Linked DNA regions of Homo sapiens: region 2 is linked to region 1. The links are chromatin contacts, found by Hi-C or POLR2A ChIA-PET in ENCODE. All regions are on one chromosome and are shown on one strand. The core of a region is the stretch at or near the end of the contact, and the rest is flanking DNA. Distances in the headings are between cores, read along the strand shown.

The links. Hi-C counts contacts between places; a loop is a spot of excess contacts on that map. ChIA-PET counts read pairs that join two places held with the same protein, here RNA polymerase II (POLR2A). Pooled maps may share reads with other maps.
Region 2: a loop to region 1 is called in a map of CD8-positive, alpha-beta T cell, with 8 times the contacts of the local background. The contact joins the promoter of BAIAP2L2 here to the promoter of TMEM184B-AS1 in region 1. A Hi-C loop is called at or near these places in 44 of 168 maps with a recorded cell type or tissue (CD14-positive monocyte, CD4-positive, alpha-beta T cell, CD4-positive, alpha-beta memory T cell and 27 more), 26 of 37 single-sample maps with no recorded cell type and 37 of 50 pooled maps. POLR2A ChIA-PET finds 5 or more read pairs at or near these places in 6 of 52 experiments (CD4-positive, alpha-beta T cell, GM12878, HepG2 and 3 more).

The regions. Positions count from the first base shown.
Region 1 is chr22:38,227,958-38,233,310 of GRCh38, forward strand. It overlaps TMEM184B-AS1 (TMEM184B antisense RNA 1), which reads left to right and starts at 3,363. Exons shown (of 2, transcript NR_186700.1): 1 at 3,363-3,458; 2 at 4,091-4,291. TMEM184B (transmembrane protein 184B) reads right to left here. Exons shown (of 9, transcript NM_012264.5): 4 at 3,287-3,377; 5 at 2,712-2,787. It also overlaps the pseudogene RN7SL704P. RefSeq lists an enhancer at 1,027-1,757.
Region 2 is chr22:38,106,896-38,112,248 of GRCh38, forward strand. BAIAP2L2 (BAR/IMD domain containing adaptor protein 2 like 2) reads right to left here and starts at 3,789. Exons shown (of 14, transcript NM_025045.6): 1 at 3,580-3,789; 2 at 2,238-2,313; 3 at 1,360-1,446; 4 at 957-1,018. The coding sequence starts at 3,630. It overlaps PLA2G6 (phospholipase A2 group VI), which reads right to left. Exons shown (of 17, transcript NM_003560.4): 17 at 4,600-5,353. The coding sequence ends at 5,266.

The sequences.
Region 1 (5,353 bases), core at 2,113-4,612:
GGAGCTGGGGGAGGTTAAATCCAATCCAAAAGGCTCAACTAGTGTAGCTGCAAAGAGGACGAGGAGCCTGGAGTGGGAACCGTGATCCGTGAAACCTGCAGCTTCTGCCCCAACTGGGGATCTGAGTGGGTCTTGCAGGGGAGCCCCAGGCAGCCCACACCATGGGGCTGCCATACGGAGAGGCCCGCGTGATGGGGCAGACGTGCAGTCCCACTCTCAGAAAGCCCCACAGAACGTCCCTGGCCCTGTCATCCCGCCTAGAGAAGTGGGACTGGCACCTTCTGGGGAAAAGGGAAGAACGGCAGTTTGCATGAGTTCCAGTTATGAGCCTAGCAACAGGCTGGTGTTTCCCTGGGTCAGCTCACCTGGTACTCATGACAGCCCCCTGACGTGGGTGCTGTCATTATCCCCATGGTACAGGTGAGGAAACTGAGGCAGAGAGAAGCTGAAGCAGCAGCAGCAGCAGCAGCAGAGCCCAGGCCAGCAGGCCCCAGAATCATCACCTGACCATACCCTGGACCAGTCAGCAGTTCCCAGGCTGGGCTGGACATCAGAACCCCCAGGGAGCTTTAGACATGTGCCAGGTTCCAGGGCTCCATTCCAGAACTTCTCCTATGGGCTAGGGTAGTGGGTGGTTGATCTGGGAATCTCTACTTTAAGTAGGGAATCTCTCCAGAAGGTCTGGATATTGAGCACTGGCCCTGAGGAGTCAAAGGCCTGTCTCTGTGCCTCTAGGACAAAGCTGTGGGGTGTGCTCTCTCGCCCTGGTAAAGAAAGGAAGAGGCCTCTTTTGTTCTCTTTCTTCTTATATCTCTCCCTGCCACCGCCAGGAACAAGAACAGAACATCTGAGCCCACAGGGCTGGGGAATAATTTCTAACAAGGCCACACTAGCTAACAATCATGAAATCAAAATTTTGTAGACAATATAATCATCAAACAAGGCAGTGAGTCACAGCTGGCCGGAACCTGGGTGGCTGCACCAACTGGTAAACAATGGCTCTCAATGCCCCACCCTGAACCCAGGATAGTTTTAACTCTTTCCCTGCAGGTCCAGTGGTGAGATTCTGAATTTAGGAACATGCTAGGGAAGGAAGGTCTGGAAGCAGAACTGGAGACTTGGCATGTTCAGGTGGAGGCTTTGTGGGTGTGCCCGCCCTGTGGCCTGGGCCCTGCACAGAAGGGAGCAGCAGGCCCCGCCCTCCAGGGCCATCGTGACTTGGCTGTGGGTTTCATGTACTTTCGTGACTACTCTTGGCGAAGCTGGAGGGGCTGACATGACAGAGCCCCTACGGAGCCCCAGAGGAGACTAACGCAAGGTCATGAAGAGTGGGCGTGATCCCCTCAGACTCTGCCTCCCTGAACAGGAGGCCGTGGGCTCCACCACGCCGGGCTGAAAGCTCTACATCCATGACCTCATCTGATCCTCACAACCATCTCTAGAGAGGAGTATCATTACACTCATTTTACAGTGGAGGAAACTAAAGCTCAGAGAGGGTAAGCCAATTATCCAAGGTCACAGAGTCAGAGGAAAAGCTGGAAATCAGGCTCAGATGGTCAGACACCCAGGCCCACACACTGAGCGACCCCACCACACTGCCCCCACCCAGGCTACTCTAGACCACAGGGAGGTCAGCCCAGGAAGCTAGAGCAGCTGGATTGCCAAGGCTACTCTAGACCACAGGGAGGTCAGCCCAGGAAGCTAGAGTGGCTGGATTGCCAAGGCTACTCTAGACCACAGGGAGGCCAGCCCAGGAAGCTAGAGCGGCTGGATTGCCAAGGCTACTCTAGACCACAGGGAGGTCAGCCCAGGAAGCTAGAGCGGCTGGATTGCCAAGGCTACTCTAGACCACAGGGAGGTCAGCCCAGGAAGCTAGAGCGGCTGGATTGCCAAGGCTACTCTAGACCACAGGGAGGTCAGCCCAGGAAGCTAGAGCGGCTGGATTGCCAAGGCTACTCTAGACCACAGGGAGGCCAGCCCAGGAAGCTAGAGCGGCTGGATTGCCAAGGCTACTCTAGACCACAGGGAGGTCAGCCCAGGAAGCTAGAGCGGCTGGATTGCCAAGGCTACTCTAGACCACAGGGAGGCCAGCCCAGGAAGCTAGAGCGGCTGGATTGCCAAGGCTACTCTAGACCACAGGGAGGTCAGCCCAGGAAGCTAGAGCGGCTGGATTGCCAAGGCTACTCTAGACCACAGGGAGGCCAGCCCAGGAAGCTAGAGCGGCTGGACTGCCAAGGCTACTCTAGACCACAGGGAAGTCAGCCCAGGAAGCTAGAGCGGCTGGATTGCCAACCAGGAAATGCAGGGAGAGACGAAGAGACGGCAGAGGCCTGTTCTGGCGTGTGTCTTTAATGCCAAAACCCTCCTGCCCCCTAGCTGCAGCTGATGAGAAGTTTTCAAATGGAGGTTCTAGAATCCCCACGCACTTCTTCTGATTTTCACACACACTGAGACTTGGTCACACGAGCAAGAGTCTGGGATCAGCTCTTGCCCACAGTGCAACAGACACTCCCAGGATGTCGGTCGCTGCCCCTCCAAGCACACCCTGCTAATGTGGTATCTGCCTAACAGCTTCGGGGGGTGGGTGCTGGGGGCCTGGGGTGCCTCATAGGAAAGGGGACCTCTAAGGTGGGGCCCAGGGCAGCCCACGGCAGGGCCTCCCAGACCCCGCCCTGCTCCTCCTGAGCTAGGCAGCTGCTGGGGGCACACACCTGTTTGCAGAACCTCAGAAATCCGATGGAATAAGTCTTTCCCCAGAGGCAGCAGGTGCCATACATACAGCTGGACCTGGAAGAGACAAGCATAGCAGGCAGTGGCAGTGAGTGAAGAGCCAGGACTTGGGAACAGTGGGGTGGGGAAGGCCGCCCTCCCACCCATCCAGACGAGCTGGGGCACACATTCTGGGCAGACTTTGAACCCGAGGCCAAGCACAGGGAGAGGCATGGCAGGGCATCCGCACATGCCATAGGCGGAGGGACACAGGGCTGCACTGGCCCTGGGGTGACAAACCAACTTGGAGAGCTCTGAATGTAAAAACTGCAGGAGGCAGAAACAGACAGGAAAGCACTAAGACTGAGACAGGAAGAGACAGAGAGAGAAAGACTGAGCCGCAGAGGCCCTCCTAAAACGCCCAGAAGAATGGCGTTGCTCAGGAAATGTGGTGAGGCACAGCAGGTCAAGGTCACGGGCAGACATGGTCTGTGTCCAGCTGGTGCCAGGACGGCTCGAGGTACACCAGGCCCAGGAAACGGGGTGGTTTAGGGCTCTGGGAAGACTCCATACTCACTCAATGGGTTTTCCTCTGATCTCCGACATGATGGAACTTTCTCCTCCTAGGTACTCATAGCACAGGCTCAGGAAATTATAGATGACCAAGGCTGCGAAGAGAGTGTCCAGGAGAAACCAGTCAAATCAGCAGAATGGGTCCGCAGATGCTGGGATTCTAAACAGCAATGGAGGTGAAAGAGCCACAGCTGTGTGTGGCAACAGGGAGGAGGCTGGGGGACATAAGGTTGTGCAAAAGGAGCCCGTCAAGAACACAGACATCTGACCTCCCACTCCTAAGTTCAAAACCCGGCACACCTAAATTATCTTATCCCGGGATGCACCCCTGCACTGGCGTAATACTATGAAGGGACTGTCGTGAGTTCAGGGTTATGTGGGGAGGCCAGAGGAGGCTGAGGTAAGGGTGGGTACTCAGGAGGTTTGGGAGGGCTGGCAGTGTCGACCCTGGGGCGAAACAGTATTGCCTTTATTAGTTTTTCCGGGCGCAGTGGCATGCGCCTGTGGTCCCAGCTACTGCTGCGGCAGGAGGACGTCTTGAGTCTGGGAGTTCTGGGCTGTAGTGTGCTACACTGATCTGGTGTCTGCACCAAGTCTGGCAGCAGTACGGTGACCTCCTGGGAGTGGGGGATCACCAGGTTGCCGAAGGAGGGGTGAACCAGCCCAGGTTGGAAACAGAGCAAGTCAAACTCCAGAGTGGGATCGCACCTCTGAACAGCCACTGCACTCCAGCCTGGGCAACATAGCGAGACCTCATCTCTAATGTATTTATAAATAAATATTTGTCTTACATACTTGTGTGTTACAGGTCACAATTTTATAAGATAACAACAAAACAGTCTCTGTGAAAATCTTGGGAGAAATTCCAAGCAGGAGTGAGAGGGAAGAACCTTCATCCAGTCAACAACCTGTAGCGGTATCCGGAATACGCACAGCACTATGAGCTACAACAAAGCACACGGCAGCACACAGAACACAGTAAAAACCTTGGGAAGCTTGGGCTGCTCATTCTAAATTGGGACTCGGCTCAACATCTCCACAAAGACCCAAAATTTGCCACCGGGAGTGATGGCACAGCAAGTCTGCTGTAAATGTTGATGCTATAAATACAGCAACACGCTGTAACGGGTCTCCTGGTCAGGTGGTTCCTTCTGGGTCAGCAAAATGAAGGCTGCTGCCTGCAGGGTGCTAGAGGCAAATGGACATGCCAGGATGGAGGAGAGTGTGGAGAAGGCGGGGGAAGGGGTGCAGCAGACGGTACCCAAAATGAAAGAACGCAAGAGGAAGAGCCAGGGTGAGGACATGGGAATGAGGATGGGCATCCAGTAAAGGCACAAGGCCAAGGGGAGGGGCAGAACAGGGTCAGAACAGGTCGAGGGAGCCACGGTGGCCCTCCAGCCAGAGGGCTTCTTCTCATCTGACCCCGCCAGCCCCTGCAGTACAGAGTCCTTTTAGGCTCCCTGGTGCCGCCCAGCTTGGCACTTGATCTTTCAATGGGTGACCTGGTCCCTGCCCAAGCTCCCGCCACTCCCGAGCAGCACTAATGCTGCACTTCTCCCCAGAGCAGGTTCTCTTATCCTTCGGTGCTTCTGCACTCCCAGATCCCAGAGGTTCTAGCACCCTTCCCGCTGTACTCTCAGGATCCATCAACCCCAGCTGGGATGGCACCCAGTGTGACAAGTCCCCGGTGACCATCGTGGAGGTGAGTGCCCTCCTACCCACGGAACCTGATTTGCAGACACTTCCCACCCTGTGTCACAATGACTGGTCTCCCCCTCTCGCCTTCCTCAGGACACAGGTGCCACTCATGGCACACACGGGGCACACCACAACAGTTTCACTGACTGAACTGGAGCGTGGAAAGCCCTGGTGATGTTTTTTAGGCAAAGCTGGCCTTCAGCGATTTGGAAAGGAACACATTTGCGGCATTTTATGCTACTCACGGTTGCCCTAATCCATTAAGGGCTCCCATCTCCAGGTGGCATCCCCATGTATATGTCCCCCAGCACTGACCACGCCTTGTTGTGACTGTCCCTTCACCCTTCACACACATACAGCAGAGGTATGCGAT
Region 2 (5,353 bases), core at 2,539-5,038, 120 kb before region 1:
CGGAGAGGAAGGAAGGCTCTGCGGCGCTCCCAGTCTTGGGAGGGATAGGGGCAGGTGAGTTAACTTCTGGTTATCATAGCTAAGGTATCCAGGGGCAGTAAGTAGGGGCCAGGGCAAACGGTTTATGCTTATTAATTCACGTCATCCTCTCAAGAACCCTGGGAGGCAGTTATTATGATTCTCTCCATTCCTCAGATAGGTAAGTGGAGGCATAGAGTCCAAGGTCACAAAACTAGTCACTGGTGAAGCTGGGCTTTGAACCCACCACGAGCTAAGAACGGACAGAATCATCTGTTGGAGTCCAGGGGGAGGGGTGACTGGACTTGCCCCAGGGAGTCAGAGGAGGCTTTGGGAAGGAGGGGACAGCTGCTTCCCAACTGGACGGCAGGGGGAGGGACCGGTGGCTCTAGGCTGAGAGGACAGCAGGACAGCAGCCCCGCAGCGGGGACACCAGCAGAGGGCCCACTCTTCCGGGGGGCTGGGCTGTGTTGGGGGTGTCAGGAGAAGCTGCTGGATCGACAGAGCCAGGGACCCCTCACTGAGAAGCCTGTGTTCAGTTCTACGGGCAGTGGGGCCGTGGAACGGTTCTGCTCCTGGGAGTGACATGGTCAGGTCCATGTGGCTGCTCCCTGGGAGGCTGCAGTGAGGAGGGCTGCAGTGAAAGGACCTTTCTCTTCCTTGGGCCTCCATTCACTCTGGCATCTCAGGCAATGACTAGCTCTTTGAGACTCAGTTTCTTCCTCTATAAAATGGAGGCAGAAATGCCACCAGCCTCCTAGGGCTGCTAGAGGCTTGAACGACTATTGCAGGGAACCGTGCCCCACAGAGCCGGGTGCTGGGAAGGGCAGCCACGGTCATCCTCCCTGGGAAGGGCATCTGGTAGGCTGGGCCCTCTCCTTGGAACATAGCCCACTTTCCTCGAGTGACCCCTCCAGGCCCTGGGGCCTGATACTCACCACCACCTCCAGGTCAGAGTTCAAGTGCCGCTGGGTGTCAGACATCTGCACCAAGATCTCCCCTGGAGGCATGGATGCAGCTGTGGCTTTGGTGTGTGGCAGCCTGCCCCGCCCACCCACCACCCTCTTCCGCTGAAAGCCAACAGAGGGCCTGCCCGAGACTGGATTTTGGGACCAAAGTCCGGGAACTTCCCATATGGTTCTCTGGGAGCCAGGCCATGTGTGTCCCAGCCTGGGAGCAGCCCGGCAGGGAGTGGTGGCGGGGAGCCTGGGCCCCAGAACAAGAGTCTGGCTCTGGGCCCTGGGCTGAAAGGCCTGTGTCAGGGACTCGGGACATCCTGGAAGGGCAAGGGTGCAAAAGGAGGGCCCAAGAATGGGGTCTGCTGTGGAGGGGGAGCCTCACCCAGAATCTGTGAGGTGGGGCTCTGCAGGGCACGCTCCCCAATCTTCTGGATGGCACTGAAGTAGACCTCGGCCGCCTCGGACAGAGCTGTGGACCAGAAGGGACAGGTCTGGTCCAGCCCTGCCTCTGCCCCACCCTTCTGGAGGCTCTTTTCATCTGGAGGGGACTGTGTCTGTCCTGGGTGGGGTGTGGGCATCTGTGTGTGCCCCTGAGGAGGGTGTGACCAGTTGAGCTGTGAAACTCAGGTGCAGGGGCATAAGGTGAGGGCTGGGGGCAGGGAGGTGGCGTGGAAAGCATCTAAGAAGCAGGGGGATGGGAGGCCCTGAGGTTCAGGGTTGATCAGCACTGGTGGGTAGTGGGGTGCTATTGGCAGGTATGAGCGGCCACAGCGGACGGGTACAAGGGTTTGCACGGGGACCGAGTGAATGTCAAGGCCAGCTGCAGGGTGTGTGGGTGGTGGCCAGTTGAAGTGAGGAAGCCAGCTGCTGTGTGAGCCTGGGTGCAGAGGTGGGACTGAGTATAGGGGTGGGTTCAGCTGGTGGCATCCAGGTGACGCCTAGAAATGTATGCACTGTCAGGGGCTGCCCTGGGGCTGTGTGGGCCTGCAGGGCCTGGTACTGCATCATGGGAGTGTCTGGAGGCACCTGAAGGAGGGGGCAATGAGGGGTGCTGGGTGTGGACTGGGGTGCGTGGGCACAGGAGAGTGGGGGTGCATAAGGCCTCTCTGGCTGCAGAGGTGTGAGGGTGAGGGTGGTGGGTAGGAGGGTGTAGGGTTGAGGATGAACAGGTGTGGGATGCAGAGAATCTGGGAGGGGCCTGGGTGGGTGGGAACAGCAGAGGCCCAGGGCTGGGGCTCGGTGGCCCGGGCAGGCACTCACCGTGGAAGGCACGCAGGTAGTTGTTGCCCAGGTACACCAGGTTCTCCAGGGCGGGGTTAAACTGCTCCATGATGCTCTGGACCCCAGGGTCAGGGGAGGAAAAAGGTGTAGAGATGGGGGAGCGAGAAGGAACCACGGATGGAGTCAAGTCACCAGGCGTCAGGGACAGGGCACCCCCAGCCCAGTGAGAAGCCCCAGACTTTGGGGGGCCCATCTACAAACCTAGGCTCACCCAGAATCCTGGCTCTTGGCTGCAGGGACCTCAGAGCCCATCTTTTGGGGTCCTGTTCTAAGCTGTGGTCCCCTCACAGCCAGCTCCCGCTTACGTCTGCTCTGGCGGGACCGAGGTGCCTCCCGAGATGGTGCACCTGGAAGGTTCTCCTCCTCCCGCTGGGCAGAAGCTGGCCCGCCTGCTGTGGTCCCCACTGGGCACGGCTCAGCCCTGCCCTGTGTCCAGGCCTTGCCGGGCTACACGCCTGGGGCTGCCAACAGTCACCCCCGGGGCAAGGGCAGCTCTCGCCCTCCTCCGAGAACAGCCCCCCATGGGCAAGGCTGTGGCTGGATTAGTGTGGGCCTCCTCGGGCTGGGGCCGGGCAGAGAGCTCCCCGGATGGTGAAGACGGGCCTGGACTTGGGCCTGGACTTGGACTTGGGTCTCGGTTCAAATCCCAGCAGCACCTCTTCCTCCCTCCGTGACCTTGAATGAGCTGTTTAACCTCTTTGGTCTCAGTTTTCTCATCTATCAAGCAGGGTGGTCATTTTCCACCTCACAGGTGGGTGGTGTGAGGCCTCCAGGTGAAAGGGTCCTGCACACAGGAGGCGCTCAATAAATGTCTGTGGCGGCTGCAACAACCCCCCGGGGGTGAAGTAGGAAGTCTGAGGGGCTCAGAAATGAGAGAGACAGAGACAGGGAGAGACAGAGAGAGAGAGAGAGACAGAGAGAGAGAGAGACAGAGAGAGAGAGAGACAGAGAGAGGGAGAGAGAGAGGGAGAGAGAGAGAGAGAGAGAGAGAGAGAGGGAGAGACAGAGAGAGAGAGGGAGGGTCTTTCTTTATTCCCAGGCCGGGCAGCCAGGCCCTTCTCATCCAGACTCAACTCTCCCCACCCTGGGCCTTGGGCTCCCTCCTGCCTTGTCCAGCATCTGGGAGTTGGGGGTTCCCGCTGTATGGCTGAGTGCTCTCGGGGATCCTTACCCCCGTACCCACCCCTGGCCCAGCCTGGCTCCAGGCTTCCCTTTCCAGGACATCTGTAGCCCCGGCTGGCCCTCCGTCCTCCAGAGCGGGCCTGATTTCTGTGCCCTGGGAGGAGGGGCTCAGGCCTGGCTTGGCCACCCATGTGCTCACCTTGTAGATGGCCATGGTGGACCTGTAGAACTGGTCCATCTCGGGGGCCATGGAGGGGCTGTCCCGGGTCTGAGCAGGAGGCTGGGAGCTGGTGGCGATGGCACAGCCGGGAGCAGTGGTAGGTAGTCCCTCAGGTGCCCACGACTCAGCTGGCAGCGAGGAAGCCTCGGAGAGGGACCTGGAGATGGAGGCCTGCCTCAGAGGAGTGGCAGCTTAATTATTCACCAACTCGGGATGTCAGAATGTGATCTGGGGCGTAACCAGATCCGGCAGGGAAGGCATCCTGTGCCGGGCAGGCTCGTGTGACCTGCCCTTCAATTATTCACCCCTTGGAGCTGTGGGCTGATACAAGTGCCCATGTGGATGAGCCCCCTCCTGGGTCACCCCCTCCTCAAGGACCCCAACCCTGGGGGGCCCCGCCCTCCCACCTGCCTATACCAGGCATTGCCCACCTTACTGGGCGGGCGCTGCCCGATGCCCTCCCCCAGGACTCTCTCTGCCAGACCCAGCAGCAGCAGCCCCTGGAGGGGAACGCCGCTTTACTTCTCACTGTCCTCAGGCCTGCGGCTCACAGTGGGGCCACGCCCTCTGAGCTTGGCTCCCACAGCCGCTCTGGCCCGCCCAGCTCCTCCACTTGCCGGAGCAGGAGCAGCACAAACGCTGGAGTTGCCCAGCCCTGGGCAGACCTCGGCCCTGCACACGCGCTGCCTGTCCACGCGGAGTCCCCGGCCTCTCTGGGTGACAAATGGGGCTCTCCCTGGTCCTCCAAGATGAAGTTGAAGATTGTGGCCCTCCTTGGGCCTGCCGGGGGTATGTGGGCCTGGCAGCTGCCTCTGCATACCCTAAGGGCCGGTTTAGGGGAGGCCTAGAGGAAAGAGGAGGTGTCCCTGCCCAGGGATCCTGGAAAACAGAGTGTCCGGGTACAAAGGAAAAGTCCGGTCAAGGCCAAGGGTCAAGGCCGAGGGGAGCCGGGGGTCAGGGGAACAGGTGGATCTCACACCACTGCACACACAACACAGGTGAACTTGAATCCAAATGATTTATTTCAGTTTTGGCTCTTAAGCCACTTCCATTGGGAAGAAGAAACTCCCAGGAGTGACCTTTGAGAGCTGAGGGTTCTCGGGGTGGGGCAGTGTGAGGGGCTGGGCCAGTGTGAGGGGCAAAGTCCAACGGGCATCCCACTCCTGCGGCCTGGGCTTTCCCAGCTGATGGGGTGGGGGACACCCATTTCTTTAGTCCCAGCCCCCAGGGAACGGAGCAGAGGGCAGAGGGAGTGGGCTGCACCCACCAGGAAGCCTGGGAGTGCCCTTGCTGGGGGCTGGGGCAGAGGCAGCCCGGCAGGCCCTCAGGGAGGCTGGGGCTGGGGGCAGGGGTACGGTTGTGCCCGGGTACCCTTAATGTTTGAGCTGATGGGGGAGTCAGTTGTCCTTGACAGTCAGGGAAAGGGGCCAAAGGGGGCTCTAGACTTTCCCAGCCTGGAATGACAGAAAGTGCTGGAAGGCGGGGTTAGTGGGAGACAGGCCTTCAGGACCAGCCTCGGGCAGGCAGCTTGGCATTCTCCCAGGCCTGGTCTATGGACTCAGAGGTGCCTGGGCCCAGATCTGCCCGGGAGGGCAGTGGCTGGGCTTGGCCTGGCAGGGGCTGAATGGACGAGGTCAGCTGGGGCCGGTGAGAGGCTGGGGACCCTCAGGGTGAGAGCAGCAGCTGGATGAGCTTCTGGAACTCCTCGCGGTGCTCATAGATGTAGACCTCGGTCTCCCAGAGGGCGTTGACC